Linked DNA regions of Mus musculus: all the other regions are linked to region 1. Evidence: chromatin loops called from intact Hi-C (ENCODE). Cell type or tissue: heart. All regions are shown on one strand.

Evidence for each region. Peaks named below come from ENCODE experiments on the same cell type or tissue, not always from the same donor. Only the 100,000 strongest peaks of a DNase experiment are listed, where the experiment ranks them.
Region 2: a loop joins it to region 1, with 2.6 times the contacts of the local background. A loop is called at or near these places in 2 of 42 quality-filtered maps.
Region 3: a loop joins it to region 1, with 2.8 times the contacts of the local background. A loop is called at or near these places in 6 of 42 quality-filtered maps.

What each region holds. Positions count from the first base shown.
Region 1 is chr3:148,984,825-148,992,824 of GRCm38, reverse strand. It overlaps a transcript of Adgrl2 not described here. Among named protein-coding and RNA genes, the nearest start is that of Gm30827, 10 kb to the left of the region's middle. In heart, CTCF peaks have their summits at 2,247 and 4,981; DNase peaks (open chromatin) are centred at 2,324, 2,554, 3,234, 5,014 and 1 weaker place; H3K4me3 peaks cover 5,739 bases; H3K27ac peaks cover 5,125 bases.
Region 2 is chr3:148,420,958-148,428,957 of GRCm38, reverse strand. No RefSeq gene overlaps it. Among named protein-coding and RNA genes, the nearest start is that of Gm23131, 71 kb to the right of the region's middle. In heart, no CTCF peak of the experiment used is centred here; no DNase peak of the experiment used is centred here; H3K27me3 peaks cover 6,360 bases.
Region 3 is chr3:148,725,136-148,733,135 of GRCm38, reverse strand. No RefSeq gene overlaps it. Among named protein-coding and RNA genes, the nearest start is that of Adgrl2, 230 kb to the left of the region's middle. In heart, no CTCF peak of the experiment used is centred here; a DNase peak (open chromatin) is centred at 3,655; H3K27ac peaks cover 340 bases.

The DNA.
Region 1 (8,000 bases):
AAGAAGGCTCCAGGTTTCTGGTGCTGCTCACATCTGTAGACGCTAACACCTCACTCACGGTTCTCTACTACCATCACACCTGTGTTGCTATAGATTGTGTTTTGAATAGTCGTGAAATATCAGGTACATTATGTTTTCTGGATGCTAGTAGGCTCTGTGGAGTGTATCCCATTACTGTTCCCTTCTAATGTCAGGGCTCTGGCTAACAGTTTCATCTTGAACATTTCAATTGACTTGATCGTTCTTGACAATTCTTTCGTATGGTATATGAAGAAGAAAGATTGAAATTCCTAAATATTTAAGACATCTTAAAGTAGATACATTGCTAGGTGTGTGTGTGTATGTGTGTGTGTAGATACATTGCTAGGTGTGTGTGTGTGTTAGCAAGTTAACATTCTTAGGGTGAAAACATTTTGAACCTTTGAGCTATAGAAAATACACACCCTATTGAATCAAGATTGGAAATTCTTATGGGTCATTTTATAGTCCCTAGAGTGTTAACTCACTTTTGGCAAGTTTTCCTGCTTTTAAGTGTGTGTGTGTGTGTGTGTGTGTGTGTGTGTGTGTGTGTGTGTGTGTGATGTTGTCTCCTTAGAAACATAGTGGAGAGTGACTCACTTTATGTCTTGGGCATCAAAGAGTATCAGACCTATGAAATGTAGACAGTGGTTTCTTTGAGAGATTCTTTCTGAGAGAATTAAATAAACGAGCCAACATATGGCCAGCTTAATTCAGGCAAAAATGTCTATTGATTACTCTCTAAGCTCACTAAATAAAAACTTCAGGCTAAGTTTTGCTTCCCCAAAGAAAATAGGATTAGACGGGTCTGTGCACTCACTGGGGCTTCCTGTGAATCAGGCCAGATGAATGAAAACCTTCAAAGCTGAACAAAAGAACTGGCTAAATTTTTTTGGCAAATGCAAATTATTAGTAGTTTGACATACTGTGTTTTACACTCACAAATAAAACATTATTTTAAAAAGAGGAGAATGTGATATTAACGCTCTTTGATGTCTGAAAAGCATTTGTCTGCCTTCTTTTCAGCTACTTTAAGTAGGCTGACTTAACTTTCCTAGGTGGACCAGTGCCTTGTATAGCTTTTGACTAGTAGAAAATCAAAGCACACTGTAATGTTTTGCACGAGCTCTGCAAAGGTGTGTATTTCCCAGGCTATTTTAACTCTGCATGGATGGTATTTGAACTGATGTATCTAAGAAACTCCAAGTGAAGAGTGTCTTTCCTTTAAGACACAGAGACTCTTGGATGGGGACCCCCCAACAGAACCCTTCATCCAGTAGAGGAAACGGGGTCACAGGAGAATCTCTTTCTAATCTGAGATGCTAATGTGTCAGTGATTTGGATATATGCACATTTAACTTCGGGGGTTTCTCCAGTCAAGAACGCATTTGACCAGTATTTGAATGATTTTAGTGCTGCAAACATTTGGCTTTGTGACAAAATGCAAATGCTAATTGATATTCAGAATCTTCGAGTCTTCGGAGCAATCTCCTGTTGACATTTTAATAACATTGTTTGGAATGATTTCCGAAGTGTGGTGACTGCAGCTTATCCGCAGTAAAAAAAAGTACATATTGTTTCTGAAAGCAAACAAGCTCAAGTTTCACCCACTTCTCCATAGGTCTCAAACCTGGGAGAATTAGCCTCTCGAAGACAAATGGCTGCATTCATTAGCTCACTCGGTAGTTCAGGAACACATTGAGAAACTGCATTCTGCTCAGAAATCTTATAATTAAAAAAAATTACAAATTTTATTTATTTATTTATTTGCCTCCTGGACAGCAGATGTTTACCTAGTTTTTAAACGTTTATTTATTTATTTATTTTCTCCTGGCATAATACTGTTGTAGTCTGGTCCTTTCAGCTTGTTTCTGTCGTTTGCTGACACTGTCAGCAGTGAGGGGCAGAGACAGGTTTCGAGAGGACGTGAGAGGTTTCAATATAAGGAAAAGAGGGAAGCAGACCTAAGCGGACGGTGACTGTTCTAGTAAGCAAAGCCTTGCAGTCTCCTTTCCCCTTTCCTTCCGTTGCATATCCTGGTGAGTTTAATCAAAAACAAACAGAACGCTCTTGTGAAATATAGTCAATAAAGTCAAAGTTTAGCTAGCTCTATGTAACTACAAAGAAAAACTCATCGCAATTAAAAAAAAAAATGTAACTTTCGTTAACGAGCGCGCCGGAAATCTCAGGTATCAAAGACGCCTTAGCCCTGGAGCGTCCCCTGCGCGCCGCCGCCGGACGGAGGCAGCCGCGGCGAACAGACCTCCTTTCTCCTGCGAGCAGTCACACAAAAGGAGGGCTGCGGAAACTAAAAGTTTCGGGGCCTCCGGCTCGGGGCACGCGGAGCAGAGAAAACCTGGAGACGGGGTGGGTAAAACAAGCATCCAGAGCGCCTGGGCGCAGTCCTAGCTAGGAGGGAGCTCCTGGGCCTGGAGGGGAAGAGGGACAGGGAGCGGGGTCTCAAGCTGCAGGCCCCAAGCCCGGCCCCCGGTGGCCGGAACGCGATCTCTCCCGGATCCCCTCCTGCACCGGGATCCCAAAATAAAAGCGATGTTTGGAAAGTGCGTGTGTGCGCCCGGGCTGCAGAGCGTGCAGCGGGCGCGCAGTGAGTGGAGTTCGGGGGAGGGGAGGGGGCGGGGTGCAGAGGGTGAATGCTGGATAAGGAACCCCCGGACCTGGCTGGGGGTGTTTGGGGAAGGTACGCCAGACGACTGCTAGGGGGAGGAGAGGGGAGGGGCGCGAGCCTGCGCGGGCGCCTCTGGGGCGCGTTCCGCGGCCGTGCGCGCGTCCCCCGCCGCCACCGCCACCGCCACCAGCGCCTCCCGGAAAGCCCTGCGGCCGCCCCACCGGGCCGAGCCCCGGCCGGCCAGTTTTGGGGCGGCTGCTCGGCCGTCGCCACCGCCACCCGAAAGGCTAGATCGCTTGTAAGTGTGTCCCCTTTGCTCCTCCTCCTCCTGCTCCTTCCCTGCGCTCGGGCGCCCCGCTGCCGCAGCTGCTCCAATGGAGTGGAAAATGGCCATTGGGCGCAATGAGTTCTAGATTATCTGCTCCGCGTTTTGTACTCAGCTGCCTCTCTTCTTTGGAGTTTGCACAAGCCTCTTGGCTGGCAAACGAGGGAGGGAGAGACGGATGCTGCGCCGCGGTCCGCGCTCATATGTTTATATGATTAGCAGTCCTGGGCTGAGGGGGCTGGGGGTGGGGACTGACGACGACGAGGAGGAGGAGGAGGCAGGAGGTGACTCCAGTTCAGCCCTAGCTGAGTCCGTGTCAGGACTTCGGGCTCCCCGCCTCTCGCTCCCTGCTCTCCCTGCTCTTCTCTAGCTCTCACTCTCTCCCGGCTCACACACGCTCACACACACTCGCACTCACAGGCACACACACTTGCACACACACACACACACACGCGCGCGCGCACCCGCACGCAGAGGTGCCCGAGCGCCATCGGGAGCTTACCGGAGGATTCTTAGCGATTGTTGAGGGGACCGGCCTCCCTCCGCGGCTGTGCAGCGGCGCTGCTCCTCCTCGCTCCTCCCGTCGCTCTCCCCGAACCCGAGTTCCTCACCTCCTGCATCCGCCGGGCGCCCCCTCTCCCGCCCCCCAGCCCGGGAGACCCGACATGTGAGGAAGGGCTGGCGGCAGAGTCGTGCCCCAGGCCGCAGGGGCGGCGCGTGCGCCGGATGCAGGTCCTGCCGCCGCTGCCCGCGCGCACCGGGCTCCTCCGGACTGACTGACGGACTTGGCCTCGCTCCCCGGCGGCCGTACTCCCGCCGCGGCTAGGGGACTCCGGAGTCGGCGCACCTCCGCCAGCCTTGCTCTCTCATCCCCCGCATCTTTTGGTTTTGATTTTTGATTTTTTTTTCCGGCTCCGGAGGGAGCGTGCAGCGGTAGGCGCGCGCGTGTGTGGGCAAAGCCCCCAGGGTCGCGGAACGGCGTGTGGGAAACTGCGGGAAGATGTTGACTTAGCCCCCCGGCAGCCGCCCGGGCCGCTGGGCTGCTTGGCTGGACTCGGCGGCTGACGGCGGTGGAGACTCGAGTCGGAGGACACGCCGAAGAGCCGCGCGGCGCCGTGTCCGGCCCGCCAGCCGCCGCCTCCCCGCGCGCGCTCAGCCAGCAGGAGCACCCCGCGCCGGTCGCCTCGGCCCTTCCTTCGCGCCCGTGTCCCCGCGCGGCTCCCCGCGCCAGATTGGCCCTCCCCCGGGGCGCGCTCGCACACCGAGGTAAGCGCCAACAATGTGCCTGTGTGTTGGCTTCGGAGACCTGTTTGCTGGGCACCTCCCGATGGGGCTGACGGTTCGGAGGTTGGCCGTGTCGCGGGGACAGACCCGCGCTGGCCACTCGTGCGCAACCCTTCCCGCCGACATCGATCCGCAGAACTCTGTGCGGTGCAGCCGGCTAGCCGGGCCGCGTGCGGCTATTGTCACGCTCTCGGGAATCAGGCTGGCTGCTGGGGACCGAGAAGGCGGGAGCTCAGGTCTGCGACCCAGCTCCAGACTAACCCTGCTTTTTATTTTAAAGGTGGTGGTGGTGGGGGGGCGATTCTTAAAAATCTTAATAGGGACCGGAAGGTGCCCTTGGTCCTTCACGCAGTAGAGCTGGGGATGGGACTGTCCAGTGCGTACTCGAGGTTGTCCCGCTCCAGGTGTTGGGCCCCTGGCTTGGCGGGGACTAGTCCCTGGGTTGTGGCTGAGAGCGAGTCCCTGGGAAGGGGGCAGTGGGGGAGGGCTTGGATGAGTTGTTGCGGGCCGTCGTTTCTTGTTGGTCAGGTAGTGCTGAGAGGCGAGGTTGAGAGCAAAACACAGCCAGATGTGGCCGCGCGGGTTCAGAGGCTGGCCTCGATCAGGGGCGGTGGGCTGCCGGGGCCAGGGGAGCGGGGCGCAGAGCCCGAGGGTGGCGGGGCCCTGGGACTAGGCGGGCCAGAGCTAGGGCAGAGAAGCTCCCGGACCCGCAGTGAGAGGGCAGCAGCGGGCCGCGCTGGGCCTGCAGCAGAAGTTAAGGGGCGTGGGCTCCGGGCTGCCTTTGGGGTGGGGATTCTGCTGGGTCTGGCGCGAGCCTCAGGTTGAAAGCAACCGGGAGAAGGAGTCGTGGGAGGAGCGCGAGGCTAGGGGGACCTTTGGGGTCGCGGGCGTGGGCTTCTGGATCCGAGACTCCGCCACACGGACGGGGGAGATCCTCAGCGAGAAGGAGTCCCTAGTATGCGGGACTCTTGCACTTGGGACCAGCAAAGTTTTTTCCTTTCGTTGAACTGCAGGGTTTGGGTTAGAAGAAAGGGCTGGAGGCCTTAGCGAGTGCGGGACTGTCTGCGAGCAGAGGCCGAGGCTCGTGCGTGTGCCTGGGTGTTTTGGAGCCCTCGGTCCAGCCTGTCCTCTAAAAGCAGCGTCCTGCGCTGCCCAGCATAGCCCTTCCCTGGCGTGCGGGGACTCCTCCTCCTCCCTCCTTTCCTCTTTTCTCCCTTTCCCCCTTTCCTGGCCCCTTCATTCCGTTCCTCCAGATACAAACCGTGCTTTCTCAGACTCAGACGGAGGAAATGTTTTCCTCCTGCTTCACGAAAGGTGTCAGGCTGCTTAGCTTCTCCATGCAGCCTGGGCGCGCCTGAGCCTCAGCACCAACCAGATGGTTGCTGTTACAAAGACCAGGTTTCCAGGTTTCCAAGGAGCTCCCCCCCTCCCCGTGCACCCCCCCACTTGCCCCGCTGCTTTATCTTCTGCATTTTCCCGGCGCTAGTTCCCTTTGCTGGCTCCCCATCTCCAGAGGTGTCGCGTTCCCAGCAGTTGGTTCATTCATTTCTCCCTCTGCAGTCTAAGTCTTGAGCCTGCCCCTCCAAATTGACGCTGCATACCTCTAGCTCTAACCTTGAAGGAAGGCACGCCCGTTTGCAATGATTGCCTGCTGGGAGTTCCCTTGCAAAGTCAGGGTCCATGGCGGGTAACCTTAAGAAGCAGGCGCTAAAGAGGTACTAATTCGTCCACAGAAATACAGAAGTTTTTTGGGGGTGACCGTGACAGCATCAAGGTTGGATAGAACTGTCTCGAGCCTAGCCAAAGGTAACTATAAATGTAGTGTCCTTTGATGCTTACTGAATATCCTTAGAGACTCCTAAGAAAATCTGCTTAAGTTCGGTTGTGTTTTCGAACTTTGTCTTACCTCCCTGCACCGTCCAGTAAACTGGTGCGTGATGGAATCCCCAGAAACGCATGCTCTGTTGTTGAGTTCCTTCAGACAGCTCGCATCTCCCCTTTTGTTGCTCCGCTGTAAAAGAGGTGCCATTTCACAAGCTGCACAAATTGTTTGAATTAATGCAAGTGTGAATTCTTACCGTTTGAAGGGGGCGATTAGCATATCAAAGGTTTCTTAGCTTCAGCTCAATTGAGAAAACTGCAGCCTGTCTTCCTTTTTGCTTCCAAGCCGAGGCCCAAAGGGCAATGGGAATTGTAAAGGGTGCAAACTGGAAGGAGGGATCAGGCTGTGCGGCCGAACTTTGACTGTTCTGTAATTATGTGAACCAAAAACCTTTGTCTGTTGCTCTGGATCCCTTGCAGATGGCAAGACAATTATTTTCTATTGATAAATGGTTTGTTCCTAGGAAAACGGTGACCTTTTGTTTTAGGATAGTCTCTGTTGCCTATCTTTTGGGGTGCCCTTCGTGGAACACTGAGAAAGCCTCGCTGTGTAACCTAACGTTTTTCTCTAAAACCTGACGCACTTTGCTCTATTATAATTAGAAGGGCGTTCAATTAGCCTACACAACAATAGCTATTCTGTGATAAGACTCTCATTGCTACACATTGGAAACTTTATTTTTTTTAAATATACTTGCTAAATTAATAGGGAAGAAAAAGGAAGTAGATCTTGTTGAAAATTAAAAGCCCACGTGAGCTTTATTAACAGAACTTCTGAAAGGAGTATCAGTTTGGAAAACATTTCTAAGTGCCAGACTCCAATTTTATGACTTGTTTTAAATAGAGGTAATTCTATTTAGGTAGAGTTTTGTTTTAATTTTTAAAAGTTGATCAAACACTAGCCACCTTTTTGTTTAGCATAAAGTTGTTTTTCAGTGAGAACACCTAGTTGGTTTGATTATTCATTTCCTCCCATCTGGAGAGCACTGTGTTATCTGAATTTCTCTTAGCAGCTCAGAACTTGAATGAAGAAAGAAATAAGAAACTAGTCTGTGGGGCATTTGTGGAGGGCAGAGAGGTCAAGAGAGAACTCTTCTTCTGGGGAAAACTACTTGTATTTATATCACATTAGGTTTTCAAAATTGATTTTTAAAGACAAACTGAGTGGTTGGAAAATTGTAAGACTCCCTCCCCCCCCCCCAATCTCTGGTTTACCAGTGATGTTTGTTTTTGACCAGGAACTGACATTCTTATCTTGGAGGAAGGATTGTTTACTGATGGTTAGAAGTCCTAGCTCCTAATACTGGAAATAAATTCTCACGTACCAGTTTAAGAGGCGAAAACCCACCACCATTAATTGCCTAAATATTTTAGTCTTTTGTTTAATGGGGTGGTAATTGTTTTCAGATCAAGATGAGACTCTTTAGTGCCTTTCCAATGGAGACTTCACCCAGTGATCATTTTACGATAGCTTTTTAAAAACCTGCTTTGTTCAGTAGCCAAAGAAGTACTGTAGAATTGGAGGGGGGGGGGCTGTCAATGGTTGTGATTGTGACTTCTGTACCCTAATTTTGGCTAACTGCTTTGAGTACAAAGTATTATGGAGAAAACACACCGTCGTTGAGAGCTATTAGTGATCATTCAAAAATTGTCTTGAAAGCATTGTTCTTCCTTTTATATGATCTTGGATTTGGCAAATCTCTAAAGGTGTAAAATGCAGTGCAAATAAGATTTCTCTGCTTTTCGATGACAAAATTGGGCAACTTAAAGAAAAACTAACGTGCCGTCGAAGCACTTCAGCTGACATTTTCAATCACTAGGGTAGTAAGTGTTGGCAACAGAAAACGAATTTAGAAATGCAGATAG
Region 2 (8,000 bases), 560 kb after region 1:
GTGACTTTACAAATATTGGTCTCCTGGGCATGGTGGTATCTCAGTGACTTCAGCGTAGTGTGGCTGATTCTCAAAGTCCTTTACGAGGTCTACTTGTTCCAAGACTGCTGTGTTTCTCAGCAGCCTCTGGGAGACCCAGTCTCCATCGTTGCCTGTGATCGATCTTATCCTCACTTTGTACCTCCATCTTGACCCTCTACTCCCTCCTCTGCCTCCCTTGTACCGTAGACAGACACAGCTATTCCATAAACACTTGAGGCTGCACAACCCTGCCCTCAGTTTGGTCACTGCTCACGTAGCTCAAGGCGCACTGAGAATTCAAGGTAAATCTTCCTCTTGCAAACCTAGGAGGTCCAGAGATAATGCTTAAGAAGAAACAAATTCTCAACTAAGATTGACGGGGCTCCTTCGCTCCCTGTGACTCGCATCGCTGTAACTTATCTAGACGTTTCAGAAGTAAATTATTCTAAATTATCTCTGGAATACAATCTGTTTTTATGGGATTTTATATGTAAATACATTTACCAAAACAAAGACAGACCCTTCCCTGGAGTTGTCTTAAATGATAGGAATATCCTGGTCTGTCTGTCTGTCTGTCTGTCTGTCTATCATCTATCTATCTATCTATCTATCTATCTATCTATCTATCTATCTATCTACTTACCTACCTATCTATCTTCCTGTGCACAGTTTTGGAGAATTACTACACAATGTCCAAATATCTGTCTTTGACTTATTTCAAACAATTCAACTGGGAGCCAAAGAAACCTGGAGCAGGAAAGCCTCCAAGTTCACTGGGTGTCAGGGCACTCCCCCTTCAGGCCTGTTACCTGAAGCATAAAGATCCTCACTATGCTCTGAACACTGCCATGTCAGCTCGTTTACAACGAGCATAAATAACAATGGTCCACGGATTGATCCCCGAGGAACCCCATAATGACATCCATTAAATCTGACATGGCACTGTTTAACAACACAAGTGGTGTGTGCCCTCTTAAGTAGCTAGCATACCAATTAATTAAGGATGATGCCATACCTAGTCTGTTCCATTTATCCAGCAAAGAAGTATGTGCTACCAATTAAGAAATAAAATGATGTTTGAAGCAACAGTACATCATTTATCTAAGGAAAGGCCTCTACAGTGGAGCTGTAACTCCCTGCTGCACTTGCACACTCTCTTCCCTCCTGGGAGCTATTGCTATGTGGACATTTTCATTTATAACCGGAGAGACTTGAACATGACCCTTGGCTATCACAGCCGGGATCTTTTCAGTGAAGGCATACTTAGCAATAATTACGGTAGGTGGGCCTTTGATAAGGAATACTCACCTGTGCTCACTTAGATAGTTAATAGGACAGTCTAGTGCAGGGGTATTTGTCAGAAAGCAATTTCTTCATATGCGTGCCACAGTGAGATGTAGAATACTGTCCAATGTCAGTTTTCCTTGCCAGCTCATTTTCAGGTGGGGAGCAGCAGCCAGTCACTGGCAAGGAGTATAGGGAAGAGGCAAGAGAAGGAAACTGGAGACACATAGTGCTAGGAAAGGGGGCAGGGGAGGGTGGGACAGGTTAGAAAGAGAATGTAAACTTTTATATTCACAGATAGGGAAAAGGATATGGTGAGGTAGCAGGCTCCTCTTATCTTGGAAAGTGGGAGGGAGAAGGAGAGGAAAAGGGGAAGGGGGAGGGGAGGGAGAGAGAGAGAGAGAGAGAGAGAGAGAGAGAGAGAGAGAGAGAGAGAAACATGGCCCATTATCTGGGCCACCCAAGATAATGAAGATAATCCAGCATGATTGCACTTAATGGTGTTGAATCAATTTGTGATGAGGAGGGTGACGAGCCTCAACTTGAACCTTGTGGTGCCCCTTTGGAAGGAGGAACACACCCCAAAAGAATAAAGGGACGGGAACGAACTGGTAAGTGAGGAACGAGTAGGGACGTCACTATCAGTTACCTTACTGTCCCCTTACCAGATGAGATGAGCCTCCTTTAAGCCTCTGTCTCCGTCTGCCAGAGCAGGTCATTTCTTTAGGAACTAATGAGAAGTCACTGTTTCTATTTGTGAGTGGAAAAGCAAGACAAGTAATTTCTTTATGCATTTGATTTTTCAGTAGGCAGGAAACAGGTCAGACTGGAGACTAAAAAGTCTCTGGCAGATACAAGGTCAAAATGTTTTCCCTCCTGCAGGAGAAGCCAACTGAACAAACCACTCTTAGCCCCGCAGGTCAATTCAAGCCTGGTCTAACTAAATCCCTTTTCTAATACCAGAGAGCTGGCACTCTCAGCCACAGCTGTAGCATCCTCCCTGTCTGAGGAGGAGGCTCTGGTGAATGCTTGACATTTGAAGCTGCTTATTTCCTCAAAAACTTCAGCCTTTACAAATAGAAAAGTCATAAGTTTTCTATAATTACTATCTGGGGCAAGTGTGAATTGACTATAGATTGCCGGAGCGGCTTCTGCTGGATTTGGTCGGTATCACAAGGGTTTTAAAAAGCGCAAGGACACTGGCGTGAAGCTCTTAGTGAATTAGGACTTCAAAGGGTTTAAAGCTTTAATTGTGTAATTAGGGGGCCTCACCCACAGTGATGAGTGTGTGTCATTAAAAAAAAAAAAAACACGCTGGAAAATTAAGGCTCCGTTAAAACCACTTGAAGAGAAACTGAGATTGGAAGGGGCAATCAAGATTGGTGAGAGATAGCTCAGCAAAGCGTTGTTTGTGACAACCTGAGCTTGAAGGATGAAATGGCTACATACATCAGATTGGTGCCAGGCAGAGTGTGGGTCACAAACCAGCAGTGTCAGCACCATGTGAGAGATGGGTATCAGGCAAGGCGTCAGGCTCCACCCTGGAGTGGGATTCCTTAGGCATCTCTTCCTACACAGCTGGCCTCCGTGTGGCGTCGATGCTCAGGGGATGGTGACAGGCCTAAAATTTCTGAACAGACTGCTTGCTTGCTTGTATTTTCCCTTCTGTTGTTCCCGGTGTAGACGCCCTGGCTTTTCCCGGTGTGGACACCCTGGTTTTTAGCTCTTTCTTCACTGTGCTGGCCATTTCTCACTCTGAATGGTTTGCTCTGTATTTGGGGGTTTCAGAGAAATGTCTTCAGTACAGGCCTAATTGGATGTGTTTCTGATACGGTTTCCAGCTTCGCTTAGTTACTATTTTGTGATACTTGATCATAGGTGGCTACCGACCTGGCACAGCGGGGGCCTGCTTGCTCAGCAGATCCGCTCTTCCTTTCCTACCCCACCCTTCATTTCACATTCTTTAGCTGTACTGTTCTCTTCCCTTTCTTCAGCAGTGAGCCTGCTCCTGCCTCTCTGCCGCTGAGATGCTGCCTTCAGAGGAGCTGCCTCTCAGCACTGTAGTCATCTTTGTTCTGCCAGGACCTCAGTGGACGCCAGCCCATTTCTCCCTTTGATTGCGAAGTGGAGGAGGAGATCCTGAGGGCCATGGCTTCATTTCTCCCCAGACCCCTCGGACACCACATCCATAAGCAATTATCGGGCCCCCACACCGTTTCAGAACTCAGGCATCTAACTTTTGACCTCTTACAACATCTGAGTAGCAATCACTTCTTTTCTTACCCCACCCCTGGTAGACTAGTGTCTTTCTAATGTTTATATAAATGTTCCTTGCCTTAGATTTCCTGAAGCACTCTGAAACCAGGAGGGTTTCCTTGCAGGGGTGAGAAAAACTCCAACTGAAGCTTTGGTCATGGGTGACCCTCCCTTGGGAAGCCTGTGACCTTCCTTTGGACTGTCAGGGTTGTGGGGCGGCAATATGTCTCTCTGTGGAGATTTTCTTTAGTAGCTTTCAAAGATTCACATGGCAGCCTGGAATTGTCCCTGCTCAATAGAGATTGATTGTGAACACGGATTCTCGGAGGCAGGTACGGAGCTGGACCCCCTACCGGGAAAGCACCACCCTGCTGTGTGGAGGCGTGTCTCCTGCTATGATATCTGATCGGTTTCCGTTCTGTTTTTTTGATTTCACAGAGGCAAATCCCTAGGCTTCTACCGTGGCTTTTAAATTTCTCCGTTCCTGGGACTTTTATCAGTCGGCCTACCTTTGCCAGCCGTACATGTATCAGAGTTAACACTCCTTGCTCGCATCTCCCATTTGCTTTTTATGCAGCCTCTAGATTTTTGCTTTTATCCCTTCGATTTTTACGGGGCAAATTGAATGGCAAATATTTACAGTCGCTTTCTCTTGTATCTTGCAAGGAAATTGGTTCTAGAGAAAGGTCTAACGATTTGTTGAGTTGGTGGGTGAGAATTTGTGTGGAAAAAGTCAACAGAAGGTTGAACTACGCTCCAGAGGGAAAATTAAGAGCCTAAATGAGCAGGGAGTGTAGCCCGAGGGGGCGGGACCATCGAGAAGAGATGTTCAGCGGCCTGGAAAAGTGCAGAAAAGAAGTGTAGGAAGGTGACCAGGACTGGAGGAAAATAAAAGGTGAATTTCCACGGAAAATATACAGGGAATCTCGAAATTATCTCGCAACTCAGTAGAAGATGCTCACTTTCTGCTGTGTTGTAGAGGAAACTTCAAGCGCTATTGAAGTTGATCTTTCGTGCTTGGGAATTAAGTCCAATTATGCAAGGGACTATTGAGACTGTGAGACAGCTACATTTGAATTTAAAATTACACTTTACATAGGAGGGGGGAAAAAACCACATGCAATTAAAAATGCACTCATTATATAATTGAATTGTGCTACTTATAGGGAATGCCTTCCTTCTTTATCATCCTGAAATCTTTCCCAGGAGACCAAGTGCTCCAAGGGCCAGGTTTAGATTGAGAAGTCTGTAACACACACACACACACACACACACACACACACACACACACACATACACATACACACATGCACACACACAAACACACGCATACACACAAACACAAAAACACACACACATGCACACACATAAATACACATACATACAAATAAACACACACACACACACACCTTAGGAGGCTAAGGAGAGGGTTAAGGTAGCTGCCATGCCAGAGTTCCAAGCACCCACATAAGAATCCAAGCACAGCAGCTAGAGGTCTTTAATGCCAGTGCTGGGGCAGACAGATCCTTGGAGCTCACCAGCTATTCAACCTAGGCAAACTGGAAAACTTGAGCTTCAGTGAAAGACAGTGTCTCAGAAAAATAGAGTTTCAAGATAGAGAAGGACCCCCCTTAACATGCAGTCCACCTGTACCCCATATGAATACCCCTCCTGAACACAGAAATTTAATAACAATTTTTGCACAAGCCAAATAAATGTAATCTTCTTGTCTCTTGAATGCCCATCAAATATCCTCAGTGTCTAGGTGCCTATCTGGATGGTGAGACACTGCAGTTGTGAAATAGTACCACAGCTTGGGAAGGTCTATTGATGTTGATAAGAAGTTGTGGTTTCACAACCCTTCTGACAGTTTGGCTCCTGAAATAATTCTAGTAATGCATGAAATAATTCTTGTAGCACAACTTGGAAGGAGGGTAGATGAGATGGAGTCGAATCATAATTTTGAGGGTTTTATTGTTGTTTGAGACAGGTTCAATTTGGGGGTATAATCATTGATTTCAATATATCTTAATCATGAACTCTATATGAACTTAAATTTCATATTAAAGTTCATTCCTAACAAATGATTTTGAAGTGTACAGAATCCACTAGCGTCTTGGTCACTTTTAGCAAATAGTTGTCTATAATATTTGGGGAAGGTCATTGATCATTTGTTTCCATGGTGAAGTTCATCTCAATTTGCTCCAAAATGTTTGACGCTTGCCTTGGTTGAACTTCCAGCTCTTAAAAGCTATTTACCTTATGTAAGGCTATTAAAATAAATTCTATTCTAATTGGAAGGGAGGTTTTATGGTAGTTCTTAATCCTCTTTACCTACTCTCTTGCCAGTTCTGCTCTGGCTATAGCCAATAACAACATATATTGCCATTAGTCACTTACCATCAGTAACTGATGACTCAGTGGCCAGAGTGTAAGGGTTTGGAAGTCATCTAGATAAAAAGGAAAACAATGACATCATATGGATTGCTTAAACATTATTGGAATTGTACTGGTTACGTGCTGAAGGCAAAGGCCGTTTGTTTCTCCAGGTCTGCAAGTTGTCTGTACTTTGGCTCTGCCTCCACAGCTCACTAAATAACCCTGTCAAAGTCACTTAACCTCTGAGTGTTTGTTTTCTCATCTGTAAAATGAGGACGATTATCCTTACCTATCTCACAGGAACGGGGCTCAGGTTAACTAATTAAAGATTAGAAACTGCTACAAAAACACTCAGTATTATTAAAGAAAACCGAAGCTTTTTTCAGTGCCTTTGGGTACAAGAGCTAGTTAGCTACAATGACTTCCAACAAGGGTTTGATAGTGTGACAAGCTGCCAGGTGTCCCCTGAGGAACCACACTTGTTGAGGGACCTTGTCCTTCTTGTTATTTTGTTAGTGAGGACTGAGGCCACCCATAGCACAGACAATAATACATTGCCTACCTCTGAAGTGCTCACGAGTGACAGCAAGATATGCCACTTGAAATGGGAGAGGCTGTCTCAACCTATTCAGAGTGCAGCTGTTCTTGGGGGAATGTGGCTCCTGTGACTGCAGCTTGAAAATGTAGCCTTACCCAAAATAGTCAGCTGTAGATTTTCTTCCGGGTTAAGAAGCATCCATTTATAACCATCTGATTCTTTCCTTTCCCTGGCACACTCACTGAGGCTGCCTTAGACTGGCTTATGTGCACTTTCTGAACAGTGGGCCAGCCTGGTCCTTCTGCATTATCCCCATTGCCACCGCTCTTGGCATCAGACAGTGAGAGCCATTGCTCTGTGGCCCCTGGGTTCTTCTCTTGATATGAAGAAGTTCCTGGAGTTTATATGACTCCTTCCTTCATCCTATCCCATAGCACTGTTCAACTCTCTAATTCTCTTTCTTCCTTAAGTCAAGGTCACTAGTCAGTTTTCTATGTTGTTCTAGGATGTCTGAGAAGCCATTTAGGCCTCAAACTTAAACTAACCCTGAGCTGTATCTGAGCCCCTTTTCATTTCTGTCATTTTGAAATAGGATCTTTATAATAGTCAGGTTAGTCTTGATTCTACCTGTGGCCTAGGTAGCACTTAGCCTATAATTCTCTTGCCTCAGATCCCCCCCCCCTCCCTGTAGCTGCAATTCTATGATATACACTACTAAGTCTGGCTTATTTCCTCTTTGAAGAGTAAAATAAAGTCTTTAAGAATGAAAGTATTTGAAAATAAAGTGTTTCCTGAATAGTTTCTCTGAAGTTTTGAGAGAAAGGCCAAGCCACACACGATGGCAGGTGCTCACACACGGAAACAGTTTGCAATTTCTCTTCCAGCATGTTTGCCTACTGTGGCAAAGTTACAGCCTCCTCATGTCTCTCCACTTATTGTTATCTTAATTGATGGTGCCAGGCATAATACCTTACCAATGAAATAGTTTTGTTATCAGAATGAAATGGAATTAAGTAATATACCTGCAAAGACCTGCCACAGGATACACGCTTTACACACTCAAGTTGGTGTAATGGTGTTTATCATATTGTGTTATACTTATTTGGATAAATGGTTTCTTCATTTTTAGCCTAGGCTTGCTTTTCTTTCTTTCTTATGAGTTTTTTGTCTGTTCTATATTTTGTTAGTGTGTATGTATGTGTATGTTTGTATGTGCTGGGAGTACACAGGTGTGTGTAGAGTTACATGTGTGTGACCAAGTGAGACCCAAGAGTGAGATCAAAGCCATAGAGTGTCTTCCTGGATCACTTTCCATTCAACGTACTGAAGCAAGAGGCCTCATCGGAACCCACAATTTGCCAAAACAGCTAATCTTGGGAACCAGCTCTTTATGAGGAGCACTTTTTCTGTCTGCTGAGCACTGCTACACCAGCCAGGCTGAGCACTGCTACACCAGCCAGGCTGAGCACTGCTACACCAGCCAGGCTGAGCACTGCTACACCAGCCAGGCTGAGCACTGCTA
Region 3 (8,000 bases), 260 kb after region 1:
ATTAAGGTTATAGTACTAGAAAAGAAAGGCCAGGTCTATGGTGTTAATTGGGAGATAAATACTGGAGCCAAGTAACAAAGTATGCAATGAGAGTCAAGGAGGGCTTTGGAAGACTCTGCCCATGGGGAAATGCCTGGACTGCAGGGGCAAGGATTCTTTCTGAGAACTGGTTTCACTGATAGAATCAGGCTGTCTACCTTGCCAGCCCTGACTCCAGCCAGTGCCACTGGTAACTTCCTACACTTGTCGCCACATGATTCTCTCCCCATCTTCCTGCAAAAACAGAGCTTTCACTTTTATACTTTAGTCACACTGATAAGCAAGTAGACTATTTGTTTCTATCCTTGAAACATACTAAAGGCGCTGGAGAGCTGGCTCAGTGGCTTGCAGCACTTATTGCTCTTGCAGAGGTCCTAGGCTTGGTTGTGAGCAACCACAAGGAAGCTCACAACCATCTATAATTCCAGGCCCAGGGGATCTGAGATTCTTCTGACCTCTTAAGGCTATTGTATGCATGTGGCGCACGTACATGCACACAGATACACATGCATATGCATTAGAAATAAAATAAAGATTCTGATAATATTTGAGCGGCAGATACGGCTCAGTAACTAAGAGTGTTTGCTACATGACCATAGAGACCTGCATTCAAATCCTCTGAACCCGTGTAAAGGTCAGCTGTACTCATGTACCTGTTACCTCAGTGCCATGGGAGGCAGAGATAGGAGGGGCTTGCTGGATAGGAGCCTAACTCTAGGTTCAGTAAAAGGGCCTGTCTACAGCGAGTATGGGGGAGAGAGGTAGAGGGTACTGACAGTCTCTTTGAACCTCACTGTACACAGACGCAAGCACACTTACACACATGTGCATACATCTAACACACACACACACACACACACACACACACACACACACACACACACACACACACTATCCCATCCACATCAAAACCCTCTCTGGGTGCAACATCACTTAACCTCTGCTTTTTTACATTGGGATTTTCTTGCCTTTGTTTGCTGTGTCTTCTTTCTCTTTCGGAGGCAGGCTAACCAAGCTTTCCCTGTCCCCCTCCCAGAAGCTCTCTTATCAAAGTCCCTGATAACTGCAGCACCGATAAAGTTTCCGGCTAGTTTTATAGCCCTAAACCATCAGGAGTATTAGCAGGGTTGATCATCATAGTCTTTGAAGTATCTGCTTCAGTTAGAATGTAGGGTGGTACTGACCTTGAACTTTGTCCTTCACCATGGACCCTGCTTTCCTTCCCTTTCCTCTTCTCCGCCTTCATTGACTGTTTAGGTAACTCAATAGACTTCAGTACCACTTCCTCATCAAGTCTCTTTAACCTCCCTTTCCAGTCCAGAGACCAAGACTCTTACCTAAGGGCCTTTCTGTGTATTTGACTTGTCTCAAAGGAAACAGTAGTAAGGATGGACAAAGAGAGCCTCCTTGGGAAAATAAAATAAACCACAGAATAACTCCACAAAGACCCGAAACCGAAACACACAACGACTGCAAGAACATTGCAGCCCTAGAAATGGTTTTCTGAGAGAAACAGCTCCTCTCAGTTTTGGGCCACTGTCTCCAGGGTCATTAGGCAGTAATAGCATCACTTCAAGAAGTTACTAGGGGACTACTTCTGATTTGCACAGTAGTCCAGAATCCACAATAGTAGGAAAAAAAAAAGACTTTTATACTCCTTTGGTAATCTAGCAGTGTTGATGACTGGAAAGATCTTTTTGAGGCACATGTATGCATTGTGTGAATCTCATCTTTGAAGTAGCTTCTACCTGTCATTGAGGAAGGGAGTGGGTGAAGCATGGCTTTGTCTAATTTATTTATGAAATAACACACTTTTCTATCATTGAAGAATTATTAAATTCACATTTTGGCAGAATGTAAGCTAACCCTCAACAAAGTGAAATTGAGCATATCAAACAGTGTGATGTTTTATCAGATATCAAAAAGATTAATGTGTCTAAGAAGGCTGAAAAAGCAAACACTGTATAAACAAAATAAACAGTAGTAGATATTTGAGAAATTTTACTCAGTATGTTTTGATATGAATAAATTTGAACCTCTTTGCCGTGATAAAATACCAGCAAGCTAAAGTCATATGTTACTTGAACAATGTGAAAATTTGCTATTTAAGATTAGTTTAGCTAAACACCTCTTAAAATAATCTACCAGAGAAAAATCGTCTGGTATACCAAATTTAGATGTTCTCTGGGTTGGTTATAAAGATTAAATTCCTTGTTATTAGATAAGCTGATATTTGATATGATAGTCAATTAGATAATGCCAAGGGAAAATTCAGAAAATTGACACTGTATGGTGTATGTCTCATATAATTATAACTAGAAGATTGTTTTGTACTCATTTTCCAGGTAATATATAAATAAAATAAGGAACACTGACAGTTTTCAGTGCAAGAAGATTTAAAGAAAGAGATGAGAAATTTCTACACAGGTGAGCTTATTCTTTTTAATTATAATTGCTAAAGGCAAGAGGCACTTTGGGTGTGTCAGATTTAGAGAAACTAAAACAAGTAGGGGTGTGTATGTGTTTTAAATACTTCAAGTCCCACAGATCACGAGTCTATAAAAACCACAAAGTTATGGGGAAGGAGACTTTAAGAGTTATTTTGAAATGGGCACACTTTCTAATGAGTCAAAGTTTTGTGTGCTCATGGATCTGACTGTGTAGAGACATGGTATTTTATGAAGAGTAATAAGGAAGGAAGAAGGCAGTATGGCCAATGAGCCAAATATTTATCGCTCGGGTTTCTTTCCTGCAGGACTCCTGCAATTGCAAAGATGTGGTTCTTTGCCTGACTAGAAGCTCACTTGCTAAGCCACATACACAGTCGCCCCATGCCCTACTGGCTTTCTATGTATTCCTGCTTCTGTCCTTTGTCCCTTCCCTTTGTGCTTCTTGGGTCTTGAGAACAATACCGACCTCTTCTAGAACTGGTTTCTGTAGCTCTGAGTCGGTCAGAGAAGACTCTGAACTTTCTCAGCTTTCTCTCATGATATGTGTCTGCCCTGGTCTTCCCTAGAGACTCCCCATCTCTGACGCTCTGTTACAGCCCTCTTGACATCTGCTTCAAGCCACTGCTTCCTATCTCAGGAGGGAGACTGGGAACTTTGATTTATAAAAGGGCACTTTTCACCGAAGCCAGAGCTCTTTTGTGGCTTTTATATACAACCTTATCTGACTCTGGAAAAGAGATCTGCATGATAGATGTGAACAAATGAGTTGGGGGACTGGCTATTTCTTCTCTTTGGATCATTAGTTTTCCCCCAGTTGACTGGGAAGTCTGCAGATTTCTACTTCACTGACACTTTCAGCAGCAAGGAAGAAATGAGTCCCAGGGTATGGCTGGCGGGAGGCCTGGAGCAGGTCAAATGTTACAGCGATGTTGGAAATGTCTAATATACGGGAACAACCTTCTTCTGGAAGAGTTGTGCTTTATTGAATTGCCATTCTCCTCTCCTGATGTCCCTAGACCCCCTCCGTCTGAAGCTGTGTTTCTGAAATAGTGTCCTTCCTCTCATTTGTCCTGCAGACCTTGATCCAACATCATGAAAGCACTGGGAAATAAAAATGCCTCTAATGGCTGGGGCTAACGGGAGGAATCGTGGCTATCAAATCTTTGCCAGGAAGTGGCTTCAGACACTTGGAGCCCGGAGATGGCAGCCCTAACCCTGGTGTTGCCCCGGGTTCCTGTCACTGTGAAGTGAGTTCCCACAAGCAAGCTGAGGTCTGTGGCAGAGTGCAGAGTTAAGATCACGTGACCAGCCTTGGCCAGCATGCACTACTGGTCTCATCTCAGCACTGAGACAATTAACAAGTCCCGCTCCATGCCTCTCTGTCATCCTGGTGACTTTCTGGGTTTAATTGTAAATGATCTTTCCTTCTCTGTGTGTCACTGAAGGGATGCAGAGACAAGTGCCGGCTGGGTGTGAGCTCCCACTGCAAGAAGCAGCCTCAGGGCTCAGTGCCCGTGAAGGGTCTCTCAAACCAGGCTCACTGCCTGTGCAGAGTGGTTCACACCAGGCACCCAAGCTGGGCATATTATGGAGCTTGTTAACTTTAAATCATCTTCATTTAATGTGGTGTGTGTGTGTGTGTGTGTGTGTGTGTGAGAGAGAGAGAGAGAGAGAGAGAGAGAGAGAGAGAGAGAGAGAGAGAGAGACATTTTATAGAAACCCACCCTGGGGAGAGAAGGGCCAGTTGCTTCTTTATTGCCCTGTAGAGAGGCCACATTAGCGTTCCAGTCTATATATTATGAAATTAAGTGGATACCCTTGGGGTTAATTCCTTGTTGTAATTGTAATGAAAAGAAACACTTTCTAACCCTCCATTTAAGATCTATAACTATTAAAACCCACTAGCCTTAGTGACTCCTGGGGCCCGTGGAGTGCTTTAGGGTGTATGAAAAGAGGCACTCCTACAGTGTCCAGTACCAGTCCCTTAAAAAGTAACCACCTCCAAGTGGGAGAACGAACAAGAGAGTTTTCCATCCTGCCCCTTCCTGCTGTTTAGCCATGCTGGAATCATTCATCAACCAAAGTGAAATTATATGCATATTAAAATCGGGGCCCTGCCTATACCAGATGGGGTGCTAGAACTGAAAGAAGTGGACACATGCCCCCAAACCTAACCCCAAAACTATCTCCAACTGATAACAACTTGCAAGTAGAAATTTAACTTCCTCCAAGGAGATCTCACTGGGCATACAGGCTGTTCTTCAGGGTGGACTGCAAACCCAACAGTGGATGGCTAACGGGAAATGTACGCAGTAACATCTCTAGAGGCTCGTGTCTCATGCTGCCAGGTTGAGGCTCTTATTTCTGTTGTGGTTTCATCTTTTCTTTATTGTAATTTTATTTTATTTATATTTTTATTCGCTCTTTATATTCTACAGGTCCTTTGCATATATATTATGGCTTCCAATTGAGCATTTTTATGGGATTCTGGAATGCACACGTGAGTGGGTCTCTATTTTGTGTGCCTGTCTCTTGGACACTTTTCAGTTTGCTTTGTCCAATTCCAGTGTGTTGGGCTTTGTTTTACTTTATTTTATCACTATCCTATAGAAGCCTGTTGGTTTTCTAATGAGAAACAGAGAGGGGTGGATCTGGATGGGAGGGGAGGTGGGGAGGAACTAGGAGAAGTAGATGGAGAGAACCCCAGAATCAGGATATATTATGTATGGGGGCCATTTTTTTTCAGTTAAGAAAAAAAATTGACATGTGGCCCCAGCCTGTAGGATTTGGTACAGCCAGAGGTAGCAGTGTGAAGTTTTTGAGGGTAAACTTTAGAGTAAATGACCCTAAAGGAAGAGCCTGAGAGACTGAGAAAAAGAATTGTGCATGTCGAGGGTGTAGCCTCAGAGAAATGCAATGCATGGCCTATTCCTTGGACATGTCAGTAGCCTCCTCCGTTTATTTCAGAGTTGTCTTTCCAGCCACTTTCAATGGCAAATGAATATAGAATTCCCCTATATAGAACTATGTCGCCTGCTATAATTCAGTTTGTTGTTAGTGTCCAAAAAGAACGTATGTTCTGCATGTGACTATGAGGTTTCCTTTCTTTATTACAGTTATTATATCCATTAAAATATCAAACTTACTGGTGTATTGTCATCTGAAACAGTGATGCATACACAGGGGACAATGACAATAATTTAAAATAAAAGGAGAGAGAGAGAGAGAGAGAGAGAGAGAGAGAGAGAGAGGGGAGAGAGATTGAGATTTCCCTTTATAATATTGTGAGTGCATGAGAAATGAGAGAAGAAAGCGAAGACAGAGGCTGTGAATTGCCTGAGGTTTGGGATTGGTGTCCCTGTTCTCAGAAGTGTTTGTCCGATCAGAAGTGTTTGTCGGTTCCAGGGTCACTGTGCCTTCCTTCCCTCCTTTCCCTCCATATAATATGAGCTGTCTCAGAGGAAAAACAAAACGGTTGCACACGTGTCTGACAGGAAAAGAGCAAATTAGGAAGTGATTGTTGCATTCAGAAGTTTTCACTCCAGTGCCTCAGGAAATGTGGTGAAAAAGTCTGCTTAGAGGAGCTCCACCCCCGGTAATGCTGCACATTGTCACAGCTTAGAAAAAGTTTTGTTTTGGGTGATTAATCCTGTTAATTCACACAACAGAGCTCCTGGTGACTTTGTGCATACGGAGGGTGTATGACATGTGTGCGTACCCACATGCTTGAGCCTGTGTGTGTGTGTGTGTATGTGTGTGTGCGGTGTAAAGAGTGTCAGAATGCTCCTGGAAAATCACCTCTTCTCTGTTGTTCTGCTGCCACTTGCAGCTTCCTGTGTTTCCGAATGTGTCCCCTCTGCAGTCATTTCGGAATGCCAGCAGAGGGCTGGTAATAGCCCATCATGTCTAGGTCACTGGCTTGTATCTGAACCAGGCAGGTGGTCTGAGTGAAATTAGTGAGCCTGTATCAATTCAGTGCCCAGCTTCTCTCACTCCACTCAATCAGAACTGTGTGCCAGCCTCATGCCTGGGCTTCCCTCTTGTCTCTAATTGGCCACTTTGGAGAGAAAATTTTCAGATACTCAGACGTGTCTGTGACAATACAAGCGAGAATGGCTCAATAGAGACCTACCTGGAAGCCTCTACTCTAGACATGATGGTTTTAAAGATATTTTCCCTTCCTTCCCCCTCCCTTCTTTTCTTCTCTCTGACTCCTTTCTTCCTTTTCCTCTTCTTTTTCTTCTTCCTCTTCCTTCTCCTCTTCCTCCTCCTCCTCTTCTTCCTCCTTCTCCTCTTCCTCTTATTCCTCCTCCTCTCCCTCCCCCTTTCTTTGAGAGAAGGTTTTGTGTTGTGTCTCATACTGCTTGCAACTCACTACATACCCCCCACACTGGTCTTGAACTCAAAGAAATCCCCCTGCCTCAGCTTTCTAACTCCTATTCACTGCTATTTTGCAATTACAGAAAGTGAGGTTTGTTTTTAAATGATCCAAGCTGTCTAAGGTCATGTGCACAAAATGTGTCAACAGCTCACATCTTACATTACTCCTGGACAAGAAGCAAGCATAGAAACTTTACATGGCTATCAGAACATAGCAGGAGAATGAAGCCCTGTGAGGAGACTTCTGAGTGGTTGTGAGAATATTCCAAGAAAATAAAGAGTCTCGTGACCTCAGTTTTTAAAAATCCACAGCATTGTTCTTGGAATGTATACTATTCCTCCAAGGTGTAGTGGAGAGGAGTGGGTTTGCTTCAGGTTATTTGATATAATTGGTGATAGTCGTTTGTTCATATGGCTCGATGAGAGAACATGTTTTTGTCACACAAGGCTTGCCTGACACATGCAGCTTGCCCTTGTGATCGGGCACACATTACCCATGAGTTCTTCTTAATCCCAAACTATGTGCTGTCTGATGCACTGAGTAAAGCTGGCTATAGCGTGAGACTTTAGTTTGTTTCATTTATGGGCTTCATTTTCCCAAATGGTACTGACTCTAGAAGGGTAAACTCGTGGCTACGATACCATTGTGCTGGTGAGGTTTTCTCAATTTATCACTGGAGAAAAGGAACCTCAGTTGAAGAATTACCTCCGTTAGGCTGGCCTGCAGGAAGATCTGATAGGCATTTTCTTTATTAGTGATTGATGTGTCAGGGCCTAGCCCATGCTAGCCCATGGTTGATGGTGCTGGTGCTAGCAAGTTGTTCTGGGTTGTGTTGCGAAATCAATCTACACAACAGGAGAGGGAGTCAGTAAGAGTGTTCCTCCACAGACTGCTCCAGTTCCTGCCCCCAGGAAATCCTGCTTCAGTTCTCATCCTGACTTCACTTGATGATGGATTATAACCTGTAAATTAAAATAAACCCTTTTCTCCCCCAGTTGGTTTTGATCACTATTTTAACACACTAACATAAAATCAATCTAGGATGAAAGTTAAGTGAATTGTAGTTCATACAAATTACTTTAAATTCATCAATAATCAAACACAAGAATTTTACCATGTCTTGTTTTGTG